Regions from separate parts of the Homo sapiens genome. Here region 1 is linked to region 2. Evidence: read pairs that join two places in POLR2A ChIA-PET (ENCODE). Cell type or tissue: Panc1. All regions are shown on one strand. Each heading gives the region's core, and the rest is flanking DNA. Links, peaks and the distances in the headings are about the cores only. Region 1 has its middle 8.6 kb from the start of BCL10. Region 2 overlaps DDAH1 (dimethylarginine dimethylaminohydrolase 1).

Evidence for each region. ChIA-PET counts read pairs that join two places held together with the same protein. Peaks named below come from ENCODE experiments on the same cell type or tissue, not always from the same donor. Only the 100,000 strongest peaks of a DNase experiment are listed, where the experiment ranks them.
Region 1: POLR2A ChIA-PET joins it to region 2 with 5 read pairs; 7 of 35 experiments call an interaction of 5 or more read pairs at or near these places.

The regions. Positions count from the first base shown.
Region 1 is chr1:85,281,101-85,289,325 of GRCh38, forward strand. No RefSeq gene overlaps it. Among named protein-coding and RNA genes, the nearest start is that of BCL10, 8.6 kb to the left of the region's middle. RefSeq lists an enhancer at 8,141-8,225. In Panc1, for the core only: no CTCF peak of the experiment used is centred there; no DNase peak of the experiment used is centred there; H3K27ac peaks cover 3,529 bases.
Region 2 is chr1:85,448,785-85,457,196 of GRCh38, forward strand. All of the region lies in intron 1 of DDAH1 (dimethylarginine dimethylaminohydrolase 1), which reads right to left. Among named protein-coding and RNA genes, the nearest start is that of DDAH1, 12 kb to the right of the region's middle. In Panc1, for the core only: no CTCF peak of the experiment used is centred there; no DNase peak of the experiment used is centred there; H3K27ac peaks cover 1,965 bases.

The sequences.
Region 1 (8,225 bases), core at 226-8,225, 170 kb before region 2:
TGTGAAATAGAAGGCACCTGAGAAATGTGCCATGAGGGATACGGTTTAGGTGCTACAATCATAAGGCTGCATAACATCATGGTACAGATGAGATATCATTAAGAATGAGGATGTCTGATATCTGACAGACAGTGTATTAGTTTCCTAGGGCCATCATACCAAATTACCAAAAACAAGGTAGCTTAACAGATATTTAGTCTCTCACAGTTCTGGAGGGTAGAAGTCCAAAATTGGCAGTGCCATGCTCTCTCTGAAGCCGCGAGGGAGGATTCTTTCATTGCCTCTTGCTTGGTTCTGGTGACTTCTGGCAATCCTTGGCATTCCTCAGCTTGTGGCGGCATCACTCCCACCCCAGCCTCCATCTTCACATGACCTTCCTCTCTGTGTCTCCTCCTGTGTTTCTGTGTCCACATTTCCTTCTTTTTAAGGACACCAGTCACTGGATTTAGGGCCCACCCTAATTCAGTATGACTTTATCTTAACTTGATTACATCTGTAAAGACACATTTTTTTTTTCTTTTGAGACAGGGTCTTTCTCTGTCACCCACGCTGGAGTACAATGGCACAGTCATGGCTTATGGCAGCCTCAAATTCCTGGGCTCAAGCAATTTTCCTCCTTAGCCTCCCAAGTAGCTGAGAATACAGACATGTGCCACCACGCTCAGCTATTTTTTTATTTTTTTATTTTTTACTTTTGTAGAGACAGTGTCTTGTTATGTTGACCAGGCTGGTTTCCAACTCCTGGGCTCAAATGATCCTCCTGCCTCAGCCTCCCAAATTACTGGGATTACAGGCATAAGCCACCATGCCAGCCAAAGACACTATTTTGAAATAAGTTCACATTCCAAGTTCCAGTAGATGTGAATTTTGGGGAGATGCTATTCAAGTCAGTACAGCTGAATTCTAGATTTGCCAATTATTAGCTGTAGGATCTTGGATCAATTAGTAAGTATGCAATAAAGATAGTGATAATAAGAATTCAGAGGTAGGGAAGAGGAAACCATTCTGATCGATAAAACAACATGAAAGAGGAGTTCACCCAGTATTTAAGCTGGGTGGGAGGATTTTAATGGGGAGCTTTAACTGCTTCTTGGTTATTTATTCCATACTTCCTGTCAGATGTCAGATGTGTATTGAGCAACAAATACTATTCCAGGTGGTTGTGGAATTATAAATTGTGGATTATACATTCTCTGTAAATGGTTGGAAGAAAAAACTGGCCAATTCTGAGACAGACACTCTTAGGTTTTAATGACAAGATACTATGTGGTGAAATTCAGATGTTTCAGCACAGGGACTTTGTGAAGACTCCTGGGGGTCCTGTCTCTAGGAATGGCTCTTGGCTTAGGAAGGAAAGACCAGGAAAGTGTAGGGTGGTGGGCGTGGACCTGAGAAAATGCTCTGACAATATTTGCTAGTGTACCCCAAGACTAGGACATTGCTGGGGCTGATGAGGGAACCAGAGATAAGGGATCATTCCCTTTGTCTTCCCCCTAGAGGACTGGTTTGAAGAGTGCAGGCAGGCACCTGCTATGAGTCCTGAATGTTTGGAGGTTGCATACCTATATGCCAGCAGGGGGATATTGGAGGAGGGGCTAGATCTCCCAGTCTTACAACTCCCTGGGAAGAAATAATCACTAGCAGTTTATTTCACATTCACTCTGAGCCAAGCACTTTACATCTGTGGTGGGAATTTAATGCCTATAACAGTCCTTACAGGTAGGCTTTATTATCCTCACTTTAGAGATGAGAAATCCGAGGCTTAGAAACATGATTTGCTCAAGGTCATTCTCCCACCAAGTAGCAGAACCGGGATTCCAGTTCAGCCTTGATAATAAGGCCAGTGTTCTTTTTTTTTTTTTTTTTTTTTTTTTTTTGAGACGGAGTCTCGCTCTGTCGCCCAGGCCGGACTGCGGACTGCAGTGGCGCAATCTCAGCTCACTGCAAGCTCCGCTTCCCGGGTTCACGCCATTCTCCTGCCTCAGCCTCCCGAGTAGCTGGGACTACAGGCGCCCGCCACCGCGCCCGGCTAATTTTTTGTATTTTTTTAGTAGAGACGGGGTTTCACCTTGTTAGCCAGGATGGTCTCGATCTCCTGACCTCATGATCCACCCGCCTCGGCCTCCCAAAGTGCTGGGATTACAGGCGTGAGCCACCGCGCCCGGCCAGGCCAGTGTTCTTAATTACTAGCTGTAGACTGAGCTAAGTGCTTCAGGACATAATGATTCAGAGAAGCTAGGATGCTTGAGCATTCTCTGAATCATTATATCCTGAGCCTCACAAATGATGTATCTGCTCCAGCTTAGGATCCATGAAGGGCACTGTGCAACAATGAGAGTAGCTGAAGACTGGCAATGTTAACTAATGCAAGTCTCAGAAAGAGGAAGATGATATTTGCAAACTCCAGGTGGGGTTCGATGGCAAGCATAATTCCAGAAAATAACTTTTTTTTTTTGAGACAGGGTCTTGCTCTGTTGCCCAGGCTGGAGTTCAGTGTTGCAATCTTGGTGATGGCGTGGGTGGCCCTTCTGGAGTGGCTGCTATCATGACACTGGCTGCAGTGGGGGAGGCGTGGCCAGGGCTGCGAGCTCTACAGGGCTGGGAGGAGCCGGGAACTGTGGAAGCCCTGCCCACTTCCAAGTTGGCAGGGCGGGAGCCTTGTGCTCCCTGGGTGCAGCTGCAGCTGCCCAGGCACAGCTCCAGACCTGGACATCCCTGTGCTCTTGGGGGCCAGAATCAGGCAGGAGCCCTGCCCTCTCAGGCACAGCTGCAGCCATCCAGCCATGGCTGTGGACCCGGGCATCTCTTGGGGGCCAGGGAAGCCTCCCTGCCCCTGCAGGCTCAGAAGTACCTGCTCCTGTTGCCTGGTCTCTCCCCACTCCCGGTGCCGACTCTGATTTTGGAGCAAAGTTGAGGCCAAGCCCAGGCCCTCTTGCAACCCAGCCAGGTGTATGCATGCTCAGAGCAGCACTGACATGCCAGACCCCTGCCGCCTTGGCTCCCCTCCAGGCTTTGGGCACTGACGAGCACAGGAGGGAGGCTGAGGGAGCACTGAGGGTGGCTCAGCATGGGCCTGCAGGAGCCCCTCAACACAAATAGCTTGGGCAGTGGCAGGAGGCAGACAAGCTCCTGGGCAGAAAGGGGCAGGTCCCTGGTGAAGCCTCACCTTCAAGCCAGGGATGGCCTAAAGCCTGGTGGTGGGGCTGATGGGCCAGAATGGGAACTTATGGTGCTATTTTCAGGCCCACCCATTGCCACCCGTGAACCAATCAGCATGTACTTCCTCCCCTCTGAAGCCCATAAAAACCCCTGGACTCAGCCAGACTCCGATGACCAGATGACCTGCCTTTGGAGAGGAGCTACCTGCTCCAGGATCTCCTCTCTGCTGAGAGCTGGGCATAAGTTGGGACTACCAGCTGCAGAGAGGAGCTGCCCACTCTAGGGTCTCCTCTGCTGAGAGCTGAACACTGTTGGGACAACCTGCCTGTGGAGAGGAGCTGCCTACTCTAGGGTCTCCTCTGCTGAGAGCTGAACACTATTGGGACAACCTGCCTGTGGAGAGGAGCTACCCACTGTGGTTTCCTCTAAGCTGTTCTGTCACTCAATCAAACTCCTCTTTGACTTGCTCACCCTCCACTTGTCTGCGTACCTCATTCTTCCTAGACACAGGACAAGAACTTGGGATGCGCTGAATGCCTGGGCTAAAAGAGCTATAACACAAATGGGTCTGAAATACACCCCTTGCTTACCACGTTGTGGGCAACAAGAAGGAGAGAGAGCTGCAGCCCTTCTGGGAGCCCAGACCTAGGAGCTCCCCAAGCCAGGGCTGTAACACCCTCTCTGGGGCTCTGTGGTTCCCGGCATCTCCAAGCTTCCAAGTTCCACTGCGTTCCTCAGTGCCAGCCATGGAAGCTGCTTGTGGTCCACCTGGTCCAGCCACAGCCTCACAGGGAGCTGGCGCCTGTGCTGGTGCTTGGAACTGCCTGCCCCACCACAGCCAGTGTGCCTGGCTGTGCTCAGTGGCCGGGCACCATGCTTGCTCACTCACACACCCCTTGCTGCTCTGTGCCTGGCTCTCCCTTGGCAGGCATGAGATTCAGGCCAGTAGTGCAAGCTGAGCACAGCCTGCCAGGCTGATTGGGTGGAACAAGCCCAGCGGGCCTAAGTAAAAACTCAGGGAAAAGCGCCACTGGCCACACAGGTTTCCGGCTGGTGAAGTGACACCCACAGGATCCCATGACATCAGCTCACTGCAGCCTCAACCTCCTGGACTCAAGTGATCCTCCCACCTCAGCCTCCCAAGGTGCTGGGACTACAGGCATGCACCACCATGCCCAGCTAATTTTTGTATTTTTTTGTAGAGATGGGGTTTCACCATATTGCCCAGGCTAGTCTTGAACTCCTGGGCTCAAGTGATCCACCTGCCTTGGTCCCCCAAAATGCTGGGATTACAGGCATGAGCCACTGTGCCCAGCCTCAGAAAAGAATATTAAAGGAGTAGCTCTTGAAAGCCTAGAGTGGGAACATCTAGGCTTTCAAGAGCTACTCCTTTAATATTCTTTGAGGGTGACATCCCTCAAAATCAATCATTTCCCTTCCCATTCCCATGACTGGAGTCAGTGGTTCTCAGTCTAGGCTATTTAATAGAATCACTTGGGAATGGACATCCAAGTCCCACCTAGATCAATTTAAAAAATTCTTTGGAAAAATCCAAAGTGAAGGGAGGAGGATGTGTGCCTGCTAGCTATAAGTACTGAGCTGTTACTTCCACCATCGTCTCTATTGCTTTCCAAAGCCCAGCCCTCTCACTGGGGAGAAGCCATGGTTTTAGTGTATGTGCCAGAGAATTTCCTCCATTTAAAGGAGGTATTTGCTGCTAAGGGGACACTGTATATAGAAAGACCAAGAATGGAATATGAATAAGAAGAGGTGCCTTCACTCTCAAAGATCACAGAAGCAAACAGAGCTATGTCTTGGAAATATGAAGGAAAGGCCTGTATTCCAGACTAGCCCCAAGGGTGTGGGGTCAGAGAAAATTTCTTCAAGCAGTTCTGGAGGCTGAAAGTCCAAGATCAAAGCACCGGCATTTGGTGTCTGGTGAGGGCTGCGCTCTGCTTCCAAGATGATGCCTTATTGCTGCATTCTTCAGAGAGGAGAAATGCTAAGTTTTCATATGGTGGAAGGTAGAAAAAGAGCAAGAGGAATGAATTCGTTACATGAAGCCATTTTATAAAAGCACTAATTCTATTCCTAAGGGAGGGGCCCTCATGGCCTAATCACTTTTTAAAAGCCCCACCTCTTAATACTGTCATATTGGCAACACCTGAATTTTGAAGATACCCATTCAAACCATAACACTTGTTTTATATATATTTAAATTGTTCTTTAATAAAATATTTTACCTAACAAAAATTCTGTGGAAGCCAAAGCAGTGGTAGTTATTATCTTTGTGATAACAGTTTTATTGAGATATAATATACATACCATACAATTTAAGTATACGTTTATACATATACAATTTAAAGTATACAATTCAGTGGTTTTAAGTATATTCACAGAGTTCTACAACCATCACCACAATCAATTTCAGAATATTTCATCACTCCAAAAAGATAGTTGTATCTGTAGCCACCACCCCTAATCCTCTCATCTTTCTTATCCCTAGACAACCATTAGTCTACTTTCTATTGCTATAGATTTGCCATACTGAACATTTAATATAAATGGAATGATAACAATATATGGCCTTTTGTGTCTGGCTTCTTTCACTTAACAATGTTTTCAAGGTTCATCCATGCTGTAGCACAAATCAGTACTTCATTTCTTTTTATGGCTGAATAATATTCCATTGTATAAATATGTCACATTTTGTTTATGCAATCATCAATTGAGAGAGATTTGGATTAATTCCACATATTTTTGGCCATTATGAATAATGCTATTCATATGGCTATATGGCTGTTATGAATAATATTATAAAAATTCATTTGCAAATTGGGACATCTAGTTCCTCCCCCAGTATTCGCCAGCTGGTATATAGGGATGTGGCCTTCAGACATTTGAACTTGGGTCTTCATTTCTCTTGGGTATATACCTAGGAGTGAAATGACTGGGTCGCGTGGTAACGATATTTAATTTCTCGAGGAGCAGTGGTAGTTTTAAAACTTCCCAGTTGATTCTAATGCAGATCCAGGGCTGAAAAGCAGTGATCTCAACGAATGGTGAAACTCAGAAACGCACACTCTTGACAGCTTCAGGGAGACATTTACAGGGTCCTTCTTAAGCCTTGGGGGTCCATGTGGAACAATGAGATTGGTTCGCAACTGGCTTTCCTGCCATACCCAAGACACAGTGATTGCCATCAGTATGCAGGGAAATGTATCTTAATGCTCTGCTCTCACCTCTATTTGATTCAACATTTATAATAATGACTTGTGGGATGAATATCTGGAACAGGGGTTTTCAAATGTTTTTCTAACTGTGCAACCCTTTCTTCCAATAAAATTCTCTGTGGAAACTAAACTCAAGGCTCTGTCTACCGGGTCTGTAGAAGTTTTCTGTCTTGCCCACCCACCCTGCCCCACTACTTCTGAGTCCTTCCTCAAAGCACCAAGGGCTTTATAGAGCATTGTTTGAAAGCCACTTATCCAGAAAGTATTTTTATTAATTTGTGGATAACCCCAAACTGAAAATATAAAATGATTTTTAAAAAATTAATTTTATTTTATTTTAAGTTCCAGGATACATGTGCCAGATGTGTAGGTTTGTCACATAGGTAGACATGTGCCATGGTGGTTTGCTGCACCTATTGACCTATCACCTAGGTTATAAAAAAATTTTAATGTCAGAGTCAATATAAGGTAAACAAAACAAAACAAAACAAAACCTAAACTTCTCTAGAGTGAGCTGCATTGGGAAGTAATGTTTTCTTTCCTGCAAGGTATTCAAGCAAGCACAACCCAAACTATATATGTGTGTGTGTGTGTGTGTGTGTGTGTGTGTGTTTTGTGGTGAGGGAGTCATAGAAGGTAATTAAAAAATGAGAAGGTGGCTGGGCATGGTGGCTCATGCCTGTAATCCCAGTGCTTTGGGAGGCCAAGGCAGGAGAATCACCTGAGGCCAGGAGTTTGAGACCAGCCTGGGCAACATAATGAGACCCTGTCTGCACCTGTAGTCCTAGCTACTTGGGAGGCTGAAGCAGGAAGGTTCCTTGAGCCCAGGAGTTAAAGGCTACCGTGATTATGATTGCGCCACTGCACTCCTGCCTGGGTGACAGGGCAAGACTCTGTCTCTTAAAAAACCCCTCAAAAGCCAGAAGGTGATGTGATTGGTCTAGTGATTTTTATTTTTCTTTGAGACGAGGTCTCACTCCATCACCCAGGCTGGAGTGCAGTGGTGTGAATAAGGCTCACTGCAGCCTTGACCTCCTGGGCTCCAGTGATTCTCCTGCCTTAGCCTCCCATGTAGCTGGGACCACAGGTGCACACCACCATGCCCAGGTAATTTTTTTGATTTTTTGTAGAGATGGGGGTCTCACTTTGTTGCCTCGGCTGGTCTTGAACTCCTGGGCTCAAGCGATCCTTCTGCCTTGACCTTCCAAAGTGCTGGGATTATAGGCATGAGCCATGGTGCTTGGCTTGGCCTAGTGATTTTGAGTGTGCCCAGCTCTAAGCCTCTGTATTCACACTGCCAGAGCCACTTGTATCTTGGGCATCTCTGCTAGACAGGGGAAGAGCTTGGCCTGAAGGGTCAGAAGTTGTTATTTTTGTCCTTTATTCTTCCTCTAATTTCCTAATCTGGTTTTACTGGGGTTTTGCCTTGGAAAGGGCTGCCTATGACAACAGGGCATATGCAATCTATTATTTTTATTGTTTAATATTTAATCTATTATTATTCAACTAGGGTGTAACTCCAGTAACTCCAGTGAGGCCAGTATTTTATCTACTTTTTCAGTGCTGCTCCTAGAACAGACCCTGACATATGGTAGGTGTTCAGTAAATACATATTGAATGAGTGACTGAATCAGAGGTCATTCTTTTTTTTTTTTTTTTTTTTCTCGAGATGGAGTTTTGCTCTTGTCACCCAGGCTGGAGTGCAGTGGTGCGATCTTGGTTCACTGCAACCTCTGCCTCCCGGGTTCAAGTGATTCTCCTGCTTCAGCCTCCCAAGTAGCTGGGATTACAGGTGCCCACCACCATGCCTGACTAATTTTTTTGTATTTTTGG
Region 2 (8,412 bases), core at 231-8,230:
TCACATTTTAATCTGTTTAATTAAACACAGTGAAATTTCTTTTCTGCCAGCAAAGAATTTTACAAATTTTACAAAATTGGACTAGATTCAGTTTAGTGAGCATTCCAAGAACAAGTTTGTTAAACTGAGACAGAAAAGTAGCATTTAATTGATAAGCTATATAGCTAGTTACTACAGGAGAAGGGGAAAGAGACAAAGTTAAGGGTGTGCCTCAGTCAAGTTATCGTACCTCAAACTTCCTAAGAGGCTAAATCTAGTAAATACTTTAAAATATAAAAGCACACATTGGTTCTGAGTCCCGTCAGTAAAATGGCCCAATAGCACAAGGCCAGTGACCAGGGATGGTTCCGACTCTGGGCAAAACAAAGAAGACTCAGAATGGCAGCTGGCATCAGGGGCCCCCACAGAAGGGGCTAGGCTGAGGGCACAGGCCAGCATAAGGCAGGTTGGTGTCTGGCCCAATGCAGACATATGAGAAGGTTGGCAGAACATGGCACCAAGAGGACATAGCAGTATGTTTGAGAGATTCTCTCATATGAGGACTAGAGGTCAGCCTTGGGGTCTTTTGCAGGGAATCTAGGTAGGAAACCAACAAAAGGGGTCAAGATGTAAACCCAGTTAATGGAACCAAGGCACTACCTGAGCATATGAAATGAATAAGAGTCATGGTGGGGTAGGGCCATCAGCAGAATGATGAGGCTGACCAACAGACCTATTGAACAAGGGACACTTTATTTCTTCTAATAGCCAGATGGCTTCCAGGGCTTGGAAGGGGGCCAAGACAGCTAGAGAGAATGATGGATTTAAAGTGCTGGCACCCAGTAAATACAGGATAAACGATACTGCTGTTGTTTATTGCGGGTGAAGGATTAGCTGGGAGAAGGTGTATAACACTGGAAGGGGTCTCTGAACCTGAAAACTACATGAAGCACAACGGAGATGCATGTGTGGTGGGTGAAAGTCCAAGCAGGTGGGGCTGGATCTCTGGAAAGCATGGCAGCAGGAACAGGTGGCAGATGAAGTTGGGAGGTGGAGAAGAGGTGTGTTTGTACTGGAGAGAGAGGTAGACTACAGGGTCAAGAAGTCAGAGCTGGCCAGAAGCAGGTGCCCATGGTGCTGGAGTACAGGGGCAGGATTCTTGTCCCTTCCAGCAGAGAGAGGGAATATTCCTAAGAATAAAATCAGAGGTATACAAACAGGAGCAACAGCATGGGTAATCCACTAATTCCTCTGCAACACAGGTAACACCGGTCTCATCTAAAAGCTGATACTCAGGTCTTTTGCAAGTAAGGTCTCTTATTGACATTTTACAACTTTATGAGACAAGTTGCGTTTTTTCTTTAGGACACTTACTGGTATTTTTAATTACACATATATTTGCGATTATTTATTTCATGCTTATCTCTCCAATTAAACTACAGGCTCCATGAGGGCAGGCATCATATTTGTTTACTTTATGTTTTGCATGTAGTAGGCACTAAACAACAATTGCCTGTTGAATAAATAAAAGTAGTGTCACCCTTTCTTACAGGTGACAAACCTGTATCAAAAGTTTTTTTGGCCAAGTTCACCTTGCTAATAAGTGGTAGGTCTGGGTCTTTACAGGTGACCGAAGCTTTCTAAGAGTAGTCTCTTTCTATCAGGACCTCTCTCTAAGGTTGTCACAGCTTGGTGTCACAGTTATTGTGCAAAGGATATTGGTCAAATCTAGTCAATCCGATATATCATCAAGAATAGGCTAGTTATCGCCAGTCCATAAATAATAATGTTACTATTACCATACGTACAATCCTTCACTCATCATAACATTGCCACTGTAATCACTGTTGTATAAAGCATCACAGCATTCAAAAAACTTTGATCTTCATGCATCCTTGGGAAGAAGGCATAAAGGTATTTTACAGGAAACTGAAACTTTTGAGTTGCCTGAGATGATGTAACTGAGAAGTGGAACTGAGACTCAATTCCAGGTGGAATTTCACCTGCAATGTAAGAGGAATTTTTTAAGTACTTAAAATGGAAAATATATCGAATGTGTAAAGATACTTAAAATGTGAATTCAAATGCTAATATATGACTAGTTCAAGATCAGATGATAAGCTTAATGGCAGAAATATCTCTAAGTATTCATTCACTTAGAAGATCAGAGGATGAAGAGAAATTATAAAAAGGGTAGTACCTTTTGACTCAGTTGAGTCTGATGACCTACTCCTAAAACCATGAGCTGGAGAGAGGCCAGTGCCCACAAGAGACCTGCCTGTAGAGTGGCACAGGCGCTGGGTGACTGGCCCGGCTGCCAGCTGAGGATCAAGTGCATATCTCTAATGGTCTTACCATCCTCCTGGCATGTTTCAGGTGGAGTCAGCATAGGGGTCCAAAATACAAGAGCAATGAATGCCAACTGCTGGACAGAATCTCAGTCTGGGCAGGCCACAGGTGGTCTGGCCACAGCCCAATGGATGGAGGTCTCCAGTTTCCAGGAAGAGAAGATAGCAGGAGAAGGGCACAGCCTCAATCCTTAGGGGCTTGAATAGCAGCCCTTTAGAAAGACAAAAAGCATATAAAGGCAGAAAGAAGAGGGACTGATCACTGATGGAAGAGCTACTCTGTGCATGGTACTGCTCAGTACCTTACCTGTATTATTGCATTTATTCACCATAACAATGCTATAGGGTAGTCAAAACCACCTCAACACTACAGATGATGAAAGTGATGCTGTACTTGCTCAAGGCCACACAGCTAATAAGCACTGGAACCACAATTTGAATTTATAGCTGTCCCCTGCCAGTCCTCAGGGCACATGGAAAGGAAGAGAACGCCCCCTCTCAAAAGTGCCCCAGGAGTCAAGCAAGTCTGCCTCCTGAGTCAGCTTAGAAGCATGTGTCTCTAGATACCTGGGTTGAGTGAGAGGTATGCATGCTAGAGGGGTGATGAAGACTGAATCTTGTGCTGATTTGATATCTCGAGTGATTGTGGGTCTGGGAGCAGGTGGGCAGTTCAGTGAGGAGCAGAGGAAAGTAGAAGCAGTAGAAATGAGACTGGAATCAATAGAACAGAAAATGTACTAGGCTTTCATATGGCCATTTTAATAAGTGGTATGCTTTCTGAACACCTGCCATCCTGGGCTATAATATCACAACATTATAATTTGGTTTACAAATGAGTGTATCACTTCAAAGTGTACAGAAATACTCTGTAGCATTAATGCAGGGGAGTCTTTGATATTTGAAAATGCCTGTTTACTGGGAAGAGCCTGAGACTTTCCACCTACACTGTTTGTTTTCCTTCTCTTCCTCGCCATCCCCTGCATTTTGCTGCCTTTGGATGAATGGCTTTACCTTCCTAATAGGCAATGAAAAACCCAGTGCCCTGAGATCAAACAGCCCATTTGCTCAATGGAAGTCAAGTGCCTTTGACACATGCCAAAATTCTGTTGCTGCAAACAACAAAGAATGGCAACAAAAGCTAAAATGACAGCATTTATTTAAGGTATTTTTTGGTCTCCTAGATAAGTAGATTTAAAACCTGTTGACAACAACAACGACATAAATAAATAAATAAATAAAGCCTCTTGACAATGACCTACACTAAGAAGTACACTTTATGTTGCAACCTATAGCATAAGAGGGAACACGTAGATGCGTGCATGTGTATAAATGAAACAAAGGTTACATGAAACATTACCTAGCTATATTATGGGTTGCGAATACACTCTGATATTTTCTATTCTATTTCAGTTCCTTTACAAACAAACAAAAAAAAAACTGGAGTGACCTACTAGAGTAATTTTACGATCCACTTACGAGTTGAACTTAAAATTTGAAAATCACCATCTAGACCTAGAGTAAAAGAACAAACTCATAGTGTTATAGGAGCTCCCCTAAAAAAGGAAGGTAAAGAAGGGTAGGGAAGTTCTAGGAACTGCATATATGCTTTCTCCTCCACAGATAGCACCATAAAAGCCCATCCCAATGATGAAATCAAGACGACCTGCATGGAGGTGATCACAGGCTGAAAGAGCCCAGTAAAAAAGGCACAATTCATTAAAGCAAACCAACAACAACAAAAACTTTCTCCTGGCTAAACGATCACTGAAATAATGTAACTCAAGAATCCCTGTAAACATTTTTGATAATCCACAATACCACCAAGCATTCACAAGCAGAGCACTGTTAGAAAACTGATTTTATCCAAACCTGTGTATGTGTGTGTGTGTATGTTATAAAAACAGACCAAGTGATAGTAGCTGTTACATTTGCAGAATTTCCAGTCATTAGGTTGACCTCAGGGCAGGCGAGTGTTTCAGGGAGCGTGTTCTAAATCATAATTGAGCCCTCAGCTGTATTGAGGCCAACAAGCTATATCTTGTGTGTTTTTTGGCATTTACTTTCAAGAAAATGTTCTAACTTAAATCCATATTATCCCATCCACTCACCAAGAAACTTCCTTCTGAGGACTGGACAGTTTAGAAGCAGTATTAATCCTGCTTTTCTGCAAACCACTCAGAGGCTTCAGTTATCCAGCTCAGTGCTCACAAAGAAAAATGCAGACATGGACATGACAACTGCACTCCCCATTTTTTCTCATGTAATTACAGCTCCAAGTCTCACAATTCCAAGCCCTTTTCCTACAAACACACAATTTTTCCAGTCACAGCCACACACTGTTTGCCTCTATCATTAATGTCTCTCATCAGAATCTTCAAGGCACTCATTTTTGGGGCATAGAAGAGCATATATAAGGGAATACATTCCACTCTTAGTACTAGGCTGCTCAGCTAGGAGAAAGGGATCACCACTGAAAACTGGGTGCTTCATTTCCCTGCAATCCCAGATTGACCCATTACTAAACATCCATATATACTTTGTCAGAATGAACCCCAATTTATATGCCAGTCCAGATGTCTCATACTTAATAGGCACCATTACCAACAAATATTGCTGAAATGGATTACTTGGCAGAGAAAACTAAATTTTCTTTGGATTCTTACATAAGGCAGGATTTCCACTTATCTAGTGTTGCATAAGTGTGAAGGAAAGAGAGTGAAACTAGTTATTTCCAAGATCTCTTTTAGGCCTTTAGCCAGTGATCTGAGAATGACATGAACATTATAATCACATTTTAGCACATTCTGTATTTGAACACATGCTGGGGTTAAAGTAAGTGTGCTGAGTTTCGGTCCCTACCCCAAGAGTGTCTGTGGTCAAATCCTGATGTTGGATCCTGATGCCTCCCAGTGTCTGTGTAGGTCTCAGCCCCCACCTGGATGCTACTGCTTCCTACTGGGTACAACCCCTGGCAAGGGATTCAGGGAATGCTGCTGCCACCAAATTTTCCCCTCCCCGCCTCTGAAAAATGCAAAAGATGCAAGTTCAGAAGGAAAACTATGCTTTCCTGTCTTAACATAACCTTCCCTTAACCAGGTTAAAATTTGTCACCAAAGAAGGAAAGGTAGAATCAGCTTCTAGCAAATGGTGAAGCTGACAATCTTCCCCCTCTTCATGTTCCCCGATCACACCTACCAGGCCACATAGAACTATGGACTCATCACTAGTTTGCTGAATGGACAGGGGTCCAAACAGTCAGGAAACCATCACCGTAAGGAGTCAACACAAGTGAGAGGAAATAAAACATGACTGGATAGAAAGTAATGCTGAGATTTTGGCCATGATTCCCAGGACCCAACTGGCCAACAGGAATGGCCCTGCAGAATTTCTATAAAGAGGCTGAATGGTGCAATCCAGTTGAAAGGGGATGCGGTCGATTTTTCACATTTATTTTTTACCATGACCTAGTGTAAGAAATTTATTTACCTAATCAGTATACACAAACATAGTGTGTAAAAATGAAACAAGTTTTATGAAACAATACTTACCCTTATGACGCTATGTTGCAGTACACTCTGACATTTTCTACTGATTCTATTACAATAAAAATGAAAGATCTGGTCATGACCCACTAAATTGATTTCATGACCCACTAGTGGGTAGAGAGCAGCAATTGGGGAAAAAATGGTACAAAAACCTTGTCTTGAAGCTGTGCTCTAGTCATAATTGGACTGTTTCTACATTTGGGGTGACTTGGGAAGACTCAGAGATTAGGGAGGCCGAAGCCTTAATGATGTTTAGTTTGAGAGTAACAAAAGACGAAAGTGAAGAAATCAATAACCTTTCGACTAGGGCCCTTCAACATCCCAACTGTGTATTTTTCAGAGAAAAGGGAGCTGGAAAACCAGGGTCCCTGACAGAGAACTAGGATGGCATGCAGAAAGTTAGAAAATTCCAAAAACAAGATTTAAAAAATGGTTTGGGTATTTCAAAATAAAGTACTAGATCTAAATCTCTTCACACAAAACTCTTGAGCTGGAAAATATGATTACATCATAAATGGCCTAAAATATGACCTAAAGCCAAACTGTAGTAATAATAATCTTTCTTCCTGAAATGATGGTTCCCTTATGACTGAAAAAAATAATTAAAAGAATAAAATGGCTATGTTTTTCTTCCATTACTATTTTGAAACTGCACCAAGATTAATTCATTAATTTCACCTTTTTCAATCATTTCAGGCTAAAAATGACTACATCTATACCTTATTTGGCTAACATGTGTACACAGCTAATTATAGGAAGGCTACTTTTAAGTAGGTATCTTTTTCTTTTTTTTTGTCTTTCTTTAGAAAAATAACTTCATGTAGTTTTGGAAGCCAAAAGTTAAATATTAGAAAACTAACAGTTCAGCATCAGGAATAGAAACCAGCACACATATATGGAAGGTTTGTAAGAAAGAATTACCATGGGTAAGTCAAGACTTAGTTATAACAGAAAACACAACTTACAGCAATACCTCATCACCATTTACTCTCCATTTCTTCAGGCCACTGGTTCACATTCACCACACAAAAACATCAACTGACAGACACTGAGGAAAGTGATGTGTGATGGCAGACAGTATGTGGGTCTAGGATCTTACACTATTTCAATGGTTTTTATTTAAAGTCTTCTATAGAAAAAATTACTTGTCAAATGTGCTATAAATGGTTGAGTAAGCAGAGCTTTTGAAATAGATTTAGCAAATTCAACTGCATCTCATAATGGATTATCATTAACAAGGCATGAGTTCATATGATTAGTTAATTAAGCAGAAAAAGTATAATGTCTTTGGTTGAATAAAATCAGTATTTTTTATTTATCAAACTCCAATTCCATTTCACAAATGTAAGTTATCATCAGCTCCCCATCCACTTTCTCCCATCTTCTTATCTCTTTCCCACCCTACACTTTCTCTCCCCTACAACCCGGGTTCCAAAAAGAAAAAAAAAAAATCCCTCAGCTATTTGATCTTAATATCACTGCAAAAATCAAAACCAGTGTCTCCTGCCCCCAGGACAGTGGGTATCCCCACCTGGCTGCCTCCTGTAGCTCATGCAAAATTCAACCCATAATTATAGATGCATTCTCAGTTTACGCTGCACTTGAGATTCAATGGTGACTAATGTCAAGATGGAGAGATTTGTGAATAAAAATAATTTCAACAGCAAATAGAAATTAGTTTTGTCTTATTTGTCATTGACATGGGTAATGTACAGATGGTCCCTAATTTATGATGGTTCAACTTTCAATTTTTTGACTTTACAATGGTGCAAAAGTGATATGAATTCAGTAGAAACCATACTTTGAGTACTCATACAACCATTCTGTTTTTCACTTTCAGTACAGTATTCAATAAATTACATGAGATATTCAATACTTTATTTTAAAGTAGGCTTTGTGTTAGATGATTTTGTCTAACTATAGGCTAATGTAAATGTTCTGAGCATGTTTAAGGTAGTGTAGCGTGAGCTACAACGTGCGGTAGGTTACAAGTATTAAGTGTATTTTCAATTTATGATATTGCCAACTTAAGATACGTTTATCCGGATGTAATTCCATTATAAGTTGAGGAGCATCTGTATATAACTACATACTACAAGATGACAGGTTTTCCTGATACACCCTCATGTAACAAATTATGGGTCAAGGGGGAAAACCCCCAGCAAAGAATATACTGATAACTTACAGGACCCCCCCACCCTCCACCACCAAAAAAGTGCCTTACCAGAATCTAAATGGCAAACTCAGGAAATGTTTAAGTTTCAGACTTAAAGTAGACTTTAGTCAACTCCAGAGTGGGCTACATTGTTCCCAAACTGTGCCAGTCAGGAATCCTAGAAGGGGTTCCAGACCATTATGGAGCATGTGGATAAGAGTAAGAGGGAAGTACACTTAGAAATGAAGTGTGCAAAGTGGCCAAATCCCTCTAGACCCAAAACAAAGTAATACAGTTCTGTACCTGTTTCTTTTGGTGAACTTGGAATTGGATCTGAAATTTCAAAAGATCTGAGAGGGCACGGGTGAGTTTTTCTCAATTCTAC